Regions from separate parts of the Homo sapiens genome. Here region 2 is linked to region 1. Evidence: chromatin contacts called from ENCODE Hi-C or POLR2A ChIA-PET data. All regions are on one chromosome and are shown on one strand. Each heading gives the region's core, a stretch centred on a gene start or an enhancer-like site at or near the end of the contact. The rest is flanking DNA. Distances are from core to core; before and after follow the strand shown. Region 1 has its middle 95 kb from the start of PDE3A. Region 2 has its middle 59 kb from the start of PDE3A.

What was found. A loop is a pair of places that touch in the nucleus more often than their neighbours do. ChIA-PET counts read pairs that join two places held with the same protein, here RNA polymerase II (POLR2A). Pooled maps may share reads with other maps.
Region 2: a map of heart right ventricle shows a loop between it and region 1 (2.2-fold over the local background). The contact joins two enhancer-like sites. A Hi-C loop is called at or near these places in 3 of 168 maps with a recorded cell type or tissue (Right ventricle myocardium inferior, heart left ventricle and heart right ventricle), 1 of 37 single-sample maps with no recorded cell type and 4 of 50 pooled maps. POLR2A ChIA-PET finds 5 or more read pairs at or near these places in 1 of 52 experiments (OCI-LY7).

The regions. Positions count from the first base shown.
Region 1 is chr12:20,270,778-20,276,541 of GRCh38, reverse strand. No RefSeq gene overlaps it. Among named protein-coding and RNA genes, the nearest start is that of PDE3A, 95 kb to the left of the region's middle. Within about 2 kb of position 2,446, at least 2 of the 41 ENCODE cell types and tissues checked have a DNase peak (open chromatin) inside an H3K27ac peak, as active enhancers do; they include heart right ventricle, where a contact is called at or near this core.
Region 2 is chr12:20,306,335-20,312,098 of GRCh38, reverse strand. No RefSeq gene overlaps it. Among named protein-coding and RNA genes, the nearest start is that of PDE3A, 59 kb to the left of the region's middle. Within about 2 kb of position 2,345, at least 2 of the 41 ENCODE cell types and tissues checked have a DNase peak (open chromatin) inside an H3K27ac peak, as active enhancers do; they include heart right ventricle, where a contact is called at or near this core.

The DNA.
Region 1 (5,764 bases), core at 1,197-3,696:
GAATTAGAAGGCTTAATACTGTTAAGATGGCAATATTTCTCAAATTAATCTACAGATCTAATGCAATTCTTGTCAGAATCTCACCAGACTTCTTTGCAGAAACTGACAAGCTAATTCTAAAGTTCATATGGAATTGCAGAGGACACAGAATAGCTAAAACAAACCTGAAAAAAGAGGAGAAAAGTAGGAAACTTCACACTTGAGTATTACAAAATTACTATAAAGCAACAGAAATCTAGACTGTGTGACACTAATACAAGAATAGATGTATAGTTTAATGGAATATAATTGAGAGTCCAGAAATAAAATCATGTGTCATTAGTCAATAGATTTTGACAAGGGTTCCAAGACCATTGAATGGGAAAAGAATAGTCTTTTCAACAAATGGTGCTAGGAACAACTGAATAGCCACATGCAAAATAATAAACTTGGGTCCTTACCTAATATCATCTATAAAAATTAACTTAAAATTTGTTATAAACCTAGATATAAGACTTAAAACTATAAAACTCTTAGAAGAAAACATAGGAGTAAATCTTCATGACCTTGGATTTGGCAAAGGATTCTTAGATATGATATGAGCAACAAAGAAAAAACATAGATAATTTTGACTTTATCAAAATGTAAAACTTTTGTGCTTCAAAGGACACCATCAAGAAAGTGAAAAGGCAACCCACAGAATGACAGGAAATATTTTGCAAATTATGTATTTGACAAGGGATTTGTATTCAGAATATATAAAGGACTTTTATAACTCAATAATAAAAAGACAAATAACTAAAAAATGAGCAAAGGATCTAAATAGACATTTCTCTAAGGAAGATATAACAATGATCAATAACCACATGAAAAGATGCTAGCTTTTGCCATCATTGGTCATCAGGCAAATGCAAATCAAAATCACAGTTGTAAAGTGACAGATACCAGATACCACTTACAACCACTATAATGGCTAGAATAAAAAATTTAGATAATAAATGTTAGGACATGAAGGAATTGAAAACCTTCACACTGCTAGTGGGAATGCAAAATAGTGTAAAATGTTTTGGAAAATAGCCTGAAAATTCCTTGAATGATTAAACTAGAGTTAGCAAATGACTCAGCAATTCTACTCCTAGGTATATTCCCAAGAGAAATGAAAACATATGTACATACACACACACACACACACACACACACACACACACACACACACACACTTGCACATGTTTATAGCAGCATTGTTTATATGAGCCAAAAAATTGAAGCAACCCAAATGTCCATCAACAGATGTATAGAAAAAAATGAAATATTATTAAACCCTAAAAAGAAATGAAGTGTTGATACACACTGCAACACAGATGAACCTTGAAAATATTATGCTAAGTGAAAGAAATCAGTCATAAAAGACCACATATTACATGATTCCATTCATATGAAATGTCCAGAATGGGCAAATCTACAGAGACAAAAAGTACATTAGTGTTTGCTTGTGGTTGGAGCAAACGAGGAGACAGGCAGATGATATATAAAGGGTACAGGGTTTCTTTATGAGGGTGATAAAAATGTTCTGTGATTAACTGAAGTGATAGTTGCATGTATCTGTGAATATACTAAAAGTCATCAAATTATACAATTTAAATGAGTGATTGCATGGTATCATGGTTAATTTTATGTGTCATCTTGGCTAGGTCATGCTACTCAGATATTCGGTGAAAATTTATTTTAGATGTGAAGGTATTTTTAGATTACATTAACATTTAAATCAGTAGGCTTTGAGTAAATCAGACATAATACTCCCCCCATAATGTGAGCAAGCCTCATCCAATTAGTTGAAGACCTTAATAACAGACTGACCCCCGCAAGCAAGAAGAAATTCTGCCAGCAGACTGCCTTTGGAGGTGAACTATATAATTCTTCCCTGTATCCCTAGCCTGCCAGCCTACCCTGAAGATTTTGGACTTCCCAGGCCTCCACAATCACATGAGCAATTCCTTAAAATAAACCTCTATTTATATATGTTATATATATATAACATATATATATATAAATATCATATATGTATATACACATATACACAGACACATATACACACACATATCCTGTCGGTTCTCTTTCTAGAATCCTGATTAATACATATTTGAGTTACGTCTCAGTAAAGCTGTTTAAAAAGTGAGGGAGCTCAGGGAAAGTGAAGCTCATTAGCCACCCAAGATTCCACAGCTGTAACATGGTAGAATGGAAAGCCTCTCTGTTTACTACAAGATGACACAGTGTGTTATTTGTGTCTTTGTTAACTCTGGCCAAGCACGGAGTGCTGTTGAGAAGTCTGAGCTAAGACTAGGATGGAGGTATTGCCAGTACAGAAATGGGGACCGGCTGCAGAAGGGATGTTGAATAGGAGGTGTCAGGTTCTGCTGGAGGAATGATATTCAGTACGTTTAACAACTGGTATGGCACAGACATCAGCCTACCAGAATGGGCCCTGACCCACCTAGCTGGAACTGGACTAGATGTTCTCACTAGCTTAATAACATTCCTGTCCTCTAAAAGGGTATTATCAGAGGCATTTTCATTTGGACAAGTATTCATCACATAGTGGCTTATTTATTATTTCTTTCATCACTGTATCCCGGGGATGCCAAGCCATAATGAAATGATTTTTGCAGTTAGTTACTGAACCACACACACACTCTTTTTATAGTAAGAAAACATTGCTCTAATATAAAAAATATTTATTTACTTTATGTTTTAACCATTTTTCAGAAATTACAAATTTTTTGCTTTTCTGAAAAAAAGTGAACAGAATGAAAGATTTTCATGCATCATCATTATCATCAAAATAATGGTAGAATTCTCTAGAGTAAGGTAGGAATGCCTCCAAGGGGTCATTGAGGTATTCCAGGCACGTTGCTTATATATTAAATGGCCCTGATGCCTTTTGGGTTATTATGCCTGACTTCAAAAAAGAAATAACTATACTATATCTCACTTCATTTTTAGACTGTTAAACTTGCCACAATTATACTTCCTAACTTTTACTAGGTCCTTCCACTGTTGGACACTGAGACATTAGGAATCTAATATGTTATGATTTTGATTAATGTGCCTTAACTTTAGCACATGGTCTCTGTGTCATTTGTGTTGTTCACTTAGATGCCCTTGACTGCCTTTTCCAAAATTCCTCCTACATTTTTTTTTTTAATGTCAAGACTACCGAATAAAGTAAACTTTGCTTGTAGTTATGCAGCACTGATCAGCTGATGTGTTTAGGTAGCATTTTACAAAGCAGCAATCACCTGTTAGTTAGAGTCTTTTTGAACCAGTGTCTAGTTTTATACATTCTATCACCATTCTCAACTACTTATATGTATTTAGCCTATGGGAGATTGATTGACATTACCCAAATTCTCAAATGATTGATTTAATTATTTTCTACATTTATGTAATGAATTTAATGGAATACTATGAGGCACAAGACAATACAGTGTTCAGGAGAAGATCTAGTCACACCTCCTAAGCAGCTTATGGTGCCGAGTCCAAGACTATTGTGTTACTTAAGCTTATTTTGGATGTTATGAATCAGCCTGGGAAGAAACCCAGAAATGAAGCAGAGGACATGTCATCGCTTTTCCTACCAAGTCTTAACTCTCCCTCCACATAATGTTCTGTCCTCTGAAGTTGGAGCTCTGAAGTTGAAAGGTGGAATAAAGTTATATCTGGAAAAATAGAAAAAGATAAAACATTGCCCTCTGAACCCACAATAAAGAAAGAGAAAAAGCCACTCATTTTGTATCTTACAGAATACAACTCTACAGCAATCAATATATTTATCATTGCTTTACAGGACTCCCAGAATCAGGATAGCTAGAAACCAAGAATTAATCAGAAAGTTTTCTGATGCTCACTGAATCAGGGAAAAATAACTGCTTTAGTCTCCTGGGAAGTATTTTTTCAGGCTAAACCTTTTTTCCTAATATTACATATTTCTAGAAACTATAAAACAATTAGAATGCCCCATGTTTTTACTTATTCATTAATTTGCTTATTAATTCACTTAACATAGGCTATTTCTTCACTTACGTGCAATTTGTATAATGCCCAAAGGTACTGGGATAAGAGACAAGCAGAGCCTCAAATCCTGCTTGTGCTCTGCTCACCAAGCTCCACCCTAGAGGAGAACTGCAGTCCCCAAGTGGAGCAACTTCTTTTAGTTCATCTTCCCAGAGGGGGCATGCCTTTCTAAAATCTGCCTACTCAGAGGACAATTTGTACAATCTGCATTCCTATGCTTGAGCTTAAACAGAAATAAGATATGGCTTTACCCTTAAATAAACATGAAACATAGAAATGTTTGATATAGTCTCTCTTTCCTTACATAGCATTAAATAAACCTCAATAAATCTGTCTTAATTCTGCTTTTTTATTCAGTCTTGCTTATTGATTATCAAAAGTTGCAGCAATGCCAGAGCATATTAATTTTAATATGTTGCAGATAGATGACAATTTATATGGGTTCCAGTCTACAACGATGTTTTAAAGAGATTTCCACTCTTAACCTTTAGGAGATGCTGTAATCAATCAGACATTTCTACATCATTAATACTGTGGATCACTTCCACAGAAAGTATATAGGGATGAATACTGAATGTATTTCTTCGAAGTGGGACTTCAATTTTACAGGGATGTATTTTCCCTAAATTTTGGAGTCTCTCTGGGGCCTCCAACTTTCTATTCCTTGACAAATCGTCATCTTTTACCCCAAAGAAACCCATTAGTGGAAAACTGTAGGTGTTGCTGCAACAATTGTGCTGAGTGATTGTCTAGCTGCTCTAACGGTTCCATTCATGGAAAATTTCACATTGAGAAGCAGACTGCTCCATCTTCAAAATGAAACCTTAGGATCTTTCTTCTCTTAAAATGTGCCAGTATCTGTCTCCTTACTGTGCCTACCTGTACTGGTCCTGGATCTATTTCACGTAGTATGTGCACAACCAACCTGACCCCAACGCAACGTGAAATACCCTCAACTAATTGAAGACTTTGCATATACGCTTGCACATATTCTTTCCTCTAAATTTATCTTCTTTCAAAAGATATTAAAATTAATAGATATTATAAAAATGCTGGCTTTGGAGAATATTTCATTAAATTTTATTATTTAAATATACACATATTTCCTTAGCAGTGGCATTTCAACCATTTGAATGTTAGTTTGAAAAGTAAAAGGAGAGCTGATACATTCTTGTCATTGAAATTATGGCAGTTACATTATTAAATTAGCTACCTACATTAGCTCTACACACAGGTACAAGTGTTCTGGTGTTATTTATTTGGCCACTGTAAATAAAGAAATAAAAAGGTAACACAAATTTTTTGTATTGTATACTTGTAAAATACAAGGCTTAGACAGTTCATGGCAAAAGTATGTACTTTCAACTTTCTTTTCTCTGATCTAGCAATCAACGTACTCCTCTTAGAGAGAAAGAAAAGATCTTGTTTCACTCTCTGATCAAAGAAGATTTCTTAATTTCTGTTACTGGAAAATTTGGGGTTTTTAAAAAATCTTTAAAACTCTACACATCTGTGCTTCTTGGCTTGTGAAACTGCTGAGAGAAATGTGACCCAAATTCCATATTACACTTCAAAATTATTACATTAAGAGCAATGTTTGTGATTTTTATCCAACTACATATTTTTGCTTTTGTTGACGTAACACTCATATTTAACACCTTGTCAATATCACTATGACCTTAGGTGAACAACACGCTGGCATGTGAGGTAA
Region 2 (5,764 bases), core at 1,096-3,595, 36 kb before region 1:
AGCTTGATCTGCAAAAAGGAGTAAAAGGAAATAGAGATAGGACACAATTTTAGAGTCTCATATAGATGTAGGAGAACCTTTTCTCAAGTATAAACAGTAAAACATAAAATTTTAAAATGCTATAAGGCTGAAAGCTGGTAAAAACTTGGCTTTGTGGTAATAATTGAAACAAGGATATACTTGATTCACCCATTGTTAAAACCTCTGAACAGATTAAGGTGGCATGCAATAAATTCTTAAATTTGATTTAATGACTCAGTGAACAGAGACTAAAATCTCACCAAATTCTGATTTCCAAGGTACTCATAATCACTCAAGAGAGAGAAGCATGAAGAAGCAGCAAGATAAAAACATATATAGTTACATACTTCTTACATTTGTTACATATGTACTTAAATATTTATTGAATATGTATATCTAGAAATATATATTTCTATGTATATATTTCTATATGTGTATATATATAGAGAGAGAGAGAGAAAGAGAGAGAGAGAATGTCTGGAAAAAATGTGGCTGTGAGTACATGAGCTAATTGGAATATAATAGATAAGAAACCATCATTTTAGGAGAGCTTATAGCTGTAGATACTACAGGTCTGAGCTAAGAAAAGGTATTTTTTGAACAGAAAATGCTTCTTGGGCCATTATCTTTCTACAAGCAGAAAGTAGACTGAGATTGCTTCTAGCTCCAAAAGGACATATATCCAATGCTTACTTCACAGATGGGGTCAAGTAGGATAACAAGAAAAATACAGACATATATAGAAGGAAGGAAAAAAGACCACCAGATAATAATGGACCAGGAAGCTCCTCTCTGGAAATGGAACTGGACATAATCAAGGGTGCCATAATAATTCATCTCTGGCACCTAAAGGGAATTCATAAACTAGCATATCCAAGTATAAAAATTTTCCAACAGGCTTATTTCTGATTCTGTCATCATAACAGCTACAAGCAGCAGAAATGACCACAGTTTGCCTATGAACCTGCTGCATTACATTCAGAAGGCACTTGTGGAATCTTATAAAAGTGCTAATTCTGATTCCTCTTCAGACAGATGATACTCACTATTCACACACATATTGGAACAAGATGGTGAGCAGAATGATGCTGAAAGGCAATTCATACACACAGTATCATCCAGCCTATTGCAAATCATATAATAGAGGTTTAATAAATGAATCTTTGCCACATTGGTTACTTATTCTTCATAAATGAACATATGAAGTAGTCTCTATTTAAACTTTTTATAACTTAAATTCTACTTACTGAAAACATCACTAGACATTCTGTAACATTTTCTGCTGATTTTCTTAAAGTTCCAGCTTCAATCATGTGGCCTCCCTACCCAAAATCTTTCCATGGCTCCCCTTTACCTTTCAAATGATGGACAAAGTTCTCGCTCTGGCATTCTATGCCCTTCACCATGAGACCCTCTCTAACCTTGCTAGCTTTAGCACTTGCCACTAGCATAATTGCACATAACTGCCACAAAAATGTAGGTGAGTAGAGTGGGTAGTGTTTCTGCCCCAGAATAGAGAGCAATTTCTTTCTTTTTTTTTTTTTTTTTTTTAATTTTGAGACGGAGTCTCGCTTTGTCACCCAGGCCGGAGTGCAGTGGTGCAATCTCAGCTCACTGCAAGCTCTGCCTCCCGGGTTCATGCCATTCTCCCTCTTGCCTCAGCCTCCCAAGTAGCTGGGACTACAGGCGCCTGCCACCACGCCCAGCTAATTATTTGTATTTTTTAGTAGAGACAGGGTTTCACCGTTAGCCAGGATGGTCTCGATCTCCTGACCTCATGATCTGCCCGCCTCAGCCTCCCAAAGTGCTGGGATTACAGGCGTGAGCCACGGCGCCCAGCCATAGAGAGCAATTTCATATACCAAGAGTTAAAATCACAGGTTTTTATCCCTCCAAATTTTATTTCTAAATCCCTCCAAATTTTATTTCATTGCTTTTAGTATCATTGCTAAAAGCAATGATGACACCAACTGATTCCATACTGTCACAACAACTTGACTCTTCTACCTTCTCTATTCTACCTAATCAGCCCTTGCTTTAAATGATGTCCTTGATGGTACTCACCCAGAGCTTTCAAACTCAGCTGGGCTATTGGACTTTTGCCTTTGGAAACTTGCCCTGCCCCTGCGCTGACACCATAGTAACTATCCGTTTCTGGCTACAGGTCTTTGCTCTGAGATTTCCTTTTGGCAACTGTGTTGTTCCTCTGGCTTTGGTCATTCCTGACATCAGTCTTTATGTGACTTTGTCCCAGCTGTCAATCAGTCATCCTTTATTGCTTTCTTGGCTTCTGCTGCTTTTGACCCAAGTTCATATCTTCAGGTAGGTGTTGGAAAAACCCTCTTTGAGGAGTTGGCCGGCTGTCCTCACACTACGCTATGTGCTGTAGCCAAACTAGCCTAGTCATATTGTCTGAGAAATTTCCTTCTATCCACTGGTGTTTTGAAGGAACAAAAGACACTGTCTGTCCTCCTGGATCTACCCTAAATGTCATTTCTTCTGTGATGATTTCTTTATCTGACTTCTCTGGATGAAATTAATCCATTCTCTCTCTGCACTCCAATAGCACTTTTTGTTTCTTCAATTTGTATTAATCTCACTGTTTCACAATTTTAAACCAAGCAAATGCTTCATTTGTCTTCATGGCCCTGCTCAAATGCCACTGTCCGTATCTCTCTTTGACTTTCTCTCTCCTTTCAGCAGAAGAAAACAATTCATTCCCCTGTTTTCTTGACATTCACAACAGATCAAAGTTCCTCAATGGCAGGGATGTATTTTATTCTTCTTTGTATTCTCTATGCTGAGCTTAGTGCCTGGAACACACTGAGTTGTCAATAGATTTCTGTGAAACCTCACTGTTGACATGGATTTACCTTCATTATATTGTTTAATCCTCATAATGACAAATAAGAAAAGAAGAACAGCTATTATCTTCTGAGAAGAGGAAACCAAGACTCAGAGTGGTTAATTAATTTAGTCTAATCTCCCATAGGTATAGCTAGAACTAGATTTTAAACAGAATTTAAGTCTAATTGACTTACTACTCTTTCTGCTTCCCTCCCTTTCTCCCTCCCTCCCTTCCTTCCTTCTCCAAATGCCAGAGGTTCAAAGGCAAAGAAAACATGCTTTTATCTTAAAGATATTCACAGACTAATGGTCAAGATAAAAAATTAAACATATAATAAATGTTGATACATGCTGTGATAGAAAAGAGTTTAGAATTCTATTAGAACACATAAACATCTACCCAGAAAAGTTGGGAATGAAGAAGGGCCAGGAAAGCTTTTTATATGGAATCAATCCTGTATTGGATTGCAGAATAGGTAGCAGTTAGTCAAATGAATAAATTCGGGAAATAAATTTTTAGACAGGAAGAAAGCATTGCACAGCCATGGAAGTGTGCAAGGTCATGGCCCTTCCAAAGAGATGCAAGCACATTAGCATGGCAGCTATGCAAGCTATGAGAACTAGGCAGGTGGAGGGTTGACACACTTCTTGGAAGAGATATATAAATAATAAAGGTGGTGTCAAAGCAGAAATAGTCGACTCAGGTTTTTAATTTTTTCTATGGTTTTTCTATTATGTATTTGCTTTATTTCTGTTCTGATCTTTATTATTTCCTCCCTTGCTAACTTTGGGTTTAGTTTGTTCTCCTTTCTTTCTCCTTAGTTCCTTGAGGTATAATGTTAGTCTATTTATTGAGGATTTTTTTAAACTGTAGGAATTTGTTACTATTGATTTTCCATGTAGAACTCCTTTTGCTGCATCTTCTAGATTTTGGTATGTTGTATTTCCATTTTCATTTGACTCAAGATACTTTTAAATTTTCATGTTGATTTCTTCTTTGACACGTTGTGGTTATTTAGAAGCATGTAATTTCATTTCCACATATTTGTGAGTTTTCCAAGATTCCTTCTGTTATTTATTTCTAGTTTCATACCACTGCGGTCAGAAGTAATACTAGATACAATTTTAACCCTTTTTTAAATTTGTTAAGACTTGTTTTGCACCCTAATATAAGGTCTATCCTGGAGACTGTTCCACGTGCACTAAAGAAGAATGTGCATTTTGCTGCTGTTGGATGAAAAGCTCTGTATATGTCTGTTAAGTTCATTTGGTCAAAAGTGCTATTCAAAACCAGTATTTTCATATGAATTTTCTGTCTCATTGGTGTAGCCATTGTTAAAAGTGGAGTATTGAATTCCCCAACTGTTATTGTATTACTATCTATTTCTCTTTTCATGTCATTACTATTTCCTTTTCTATGTAGGTACTTTAATGTTGGGTGCATGTACAATTATAATTATGTCCTCTTGATGAATTGACCCATTTTCATTAAAAAATGACCTTTTGTGTGTTTCTCTTATGTCAGATTTTTACTTTATTTTATCGGACATAATTATAGCCACCACTCCTTGGTTTTGGTTACAGTTTATATGAAATGCCTTCTTCCATTCCTTCATTTTCAGCCTATATGTTTCTTTAAAGTTAAAGCAGTTCACTAGCAGGAAGCATATCATTGGATTTTTTTTTAATTCATTCATTCTATACCTTTTGATTACAGAATTTAATCTATTTATATTCAATGTTATTATTGATAAGTATGAATATATTACTGCCATTTTGTTATTTGTACTTTGGTTCTTTTGCAGATCCTTTGTTTCTTTCTTCCTCTCTTGTTGTCTACCTTGGTGATGTGGTAATTTTCTGTAGTGCTCAACTTTGATTCCTTTCTCTTTATTGTTTGTGTAACTTCTGTAGTTTTTTCTTTTGTGATTGTCATGAGGCTTACATAAGACATCTCATAGTTGTAACAGATTAATTTAAGCAGATAACAATGTAACATCCATTACATACAAAAACTCTAGGTTTTTGCTCTCCCTGGTTTCACAATTGATATTTTTAATGTCATAATTTACATCTTTTATATTGTTTATTCCTTAACAACTTATTATAGCTATAGTTATTTTTGAGTGTTTTGAATTTTAACCCTCATATTAGAGATATGAATGGCTTACACAACACCATTACGATATTGGAGTATTCTGAATTAGACTATATATTCACCTCTACCGGTGAGTTTTATGTGTTCATATGTTTTCATTATAGGAATTATTGTTCTTTAGTTTTCATTTAAAGAATTCCCTTAACCATTTCTTGCAAGGCAAGTCTAACGGTGATGAATTCCCTCATCTTTTGCTTACCTGTGAAAGACTTAATTTCTCTTTTATTTCTGAAGAACAGCTTTTCTGCATATAGTACTCTTTGTTGGCAGCTTTTCTTTTTCTTTCAGCACTTTGAATACATCATCCCATTTTCTACTGGCCTGCCGGGTTTCTATTGAAAAATCTGCTGATGGACTAACGAAGATTCTCTTGTATGTGACATTTCACTTTTCTTTTGCTGCTTTTAAAATTCTCTTTGTCTTTGACTTTTGACAATTTGCTTATAATATAGCTCAATGAAGACCCCTTTGGGTTTATGATGTTTGGAGACCTTTGAGCTTCATGGATCTGGATATACTTATCTCTCCCAAGACTTGGGAAGTGTTCAGCAATTATTTCATTAAATATTCTTTTTGTCACTTTCTCTGTCTCCTCTCCATCTGGAAATTCCAGAATAGGAACATTTGTTCACTTAATGATGTCTCATAGGTCTCATAGGCTTCCTTCACTTTCTTTCATTTTTCTGTTTTTTCAACCTCTGCCTGGCGAATTTCAAAAGACTTGTCTTAAAGTTCACA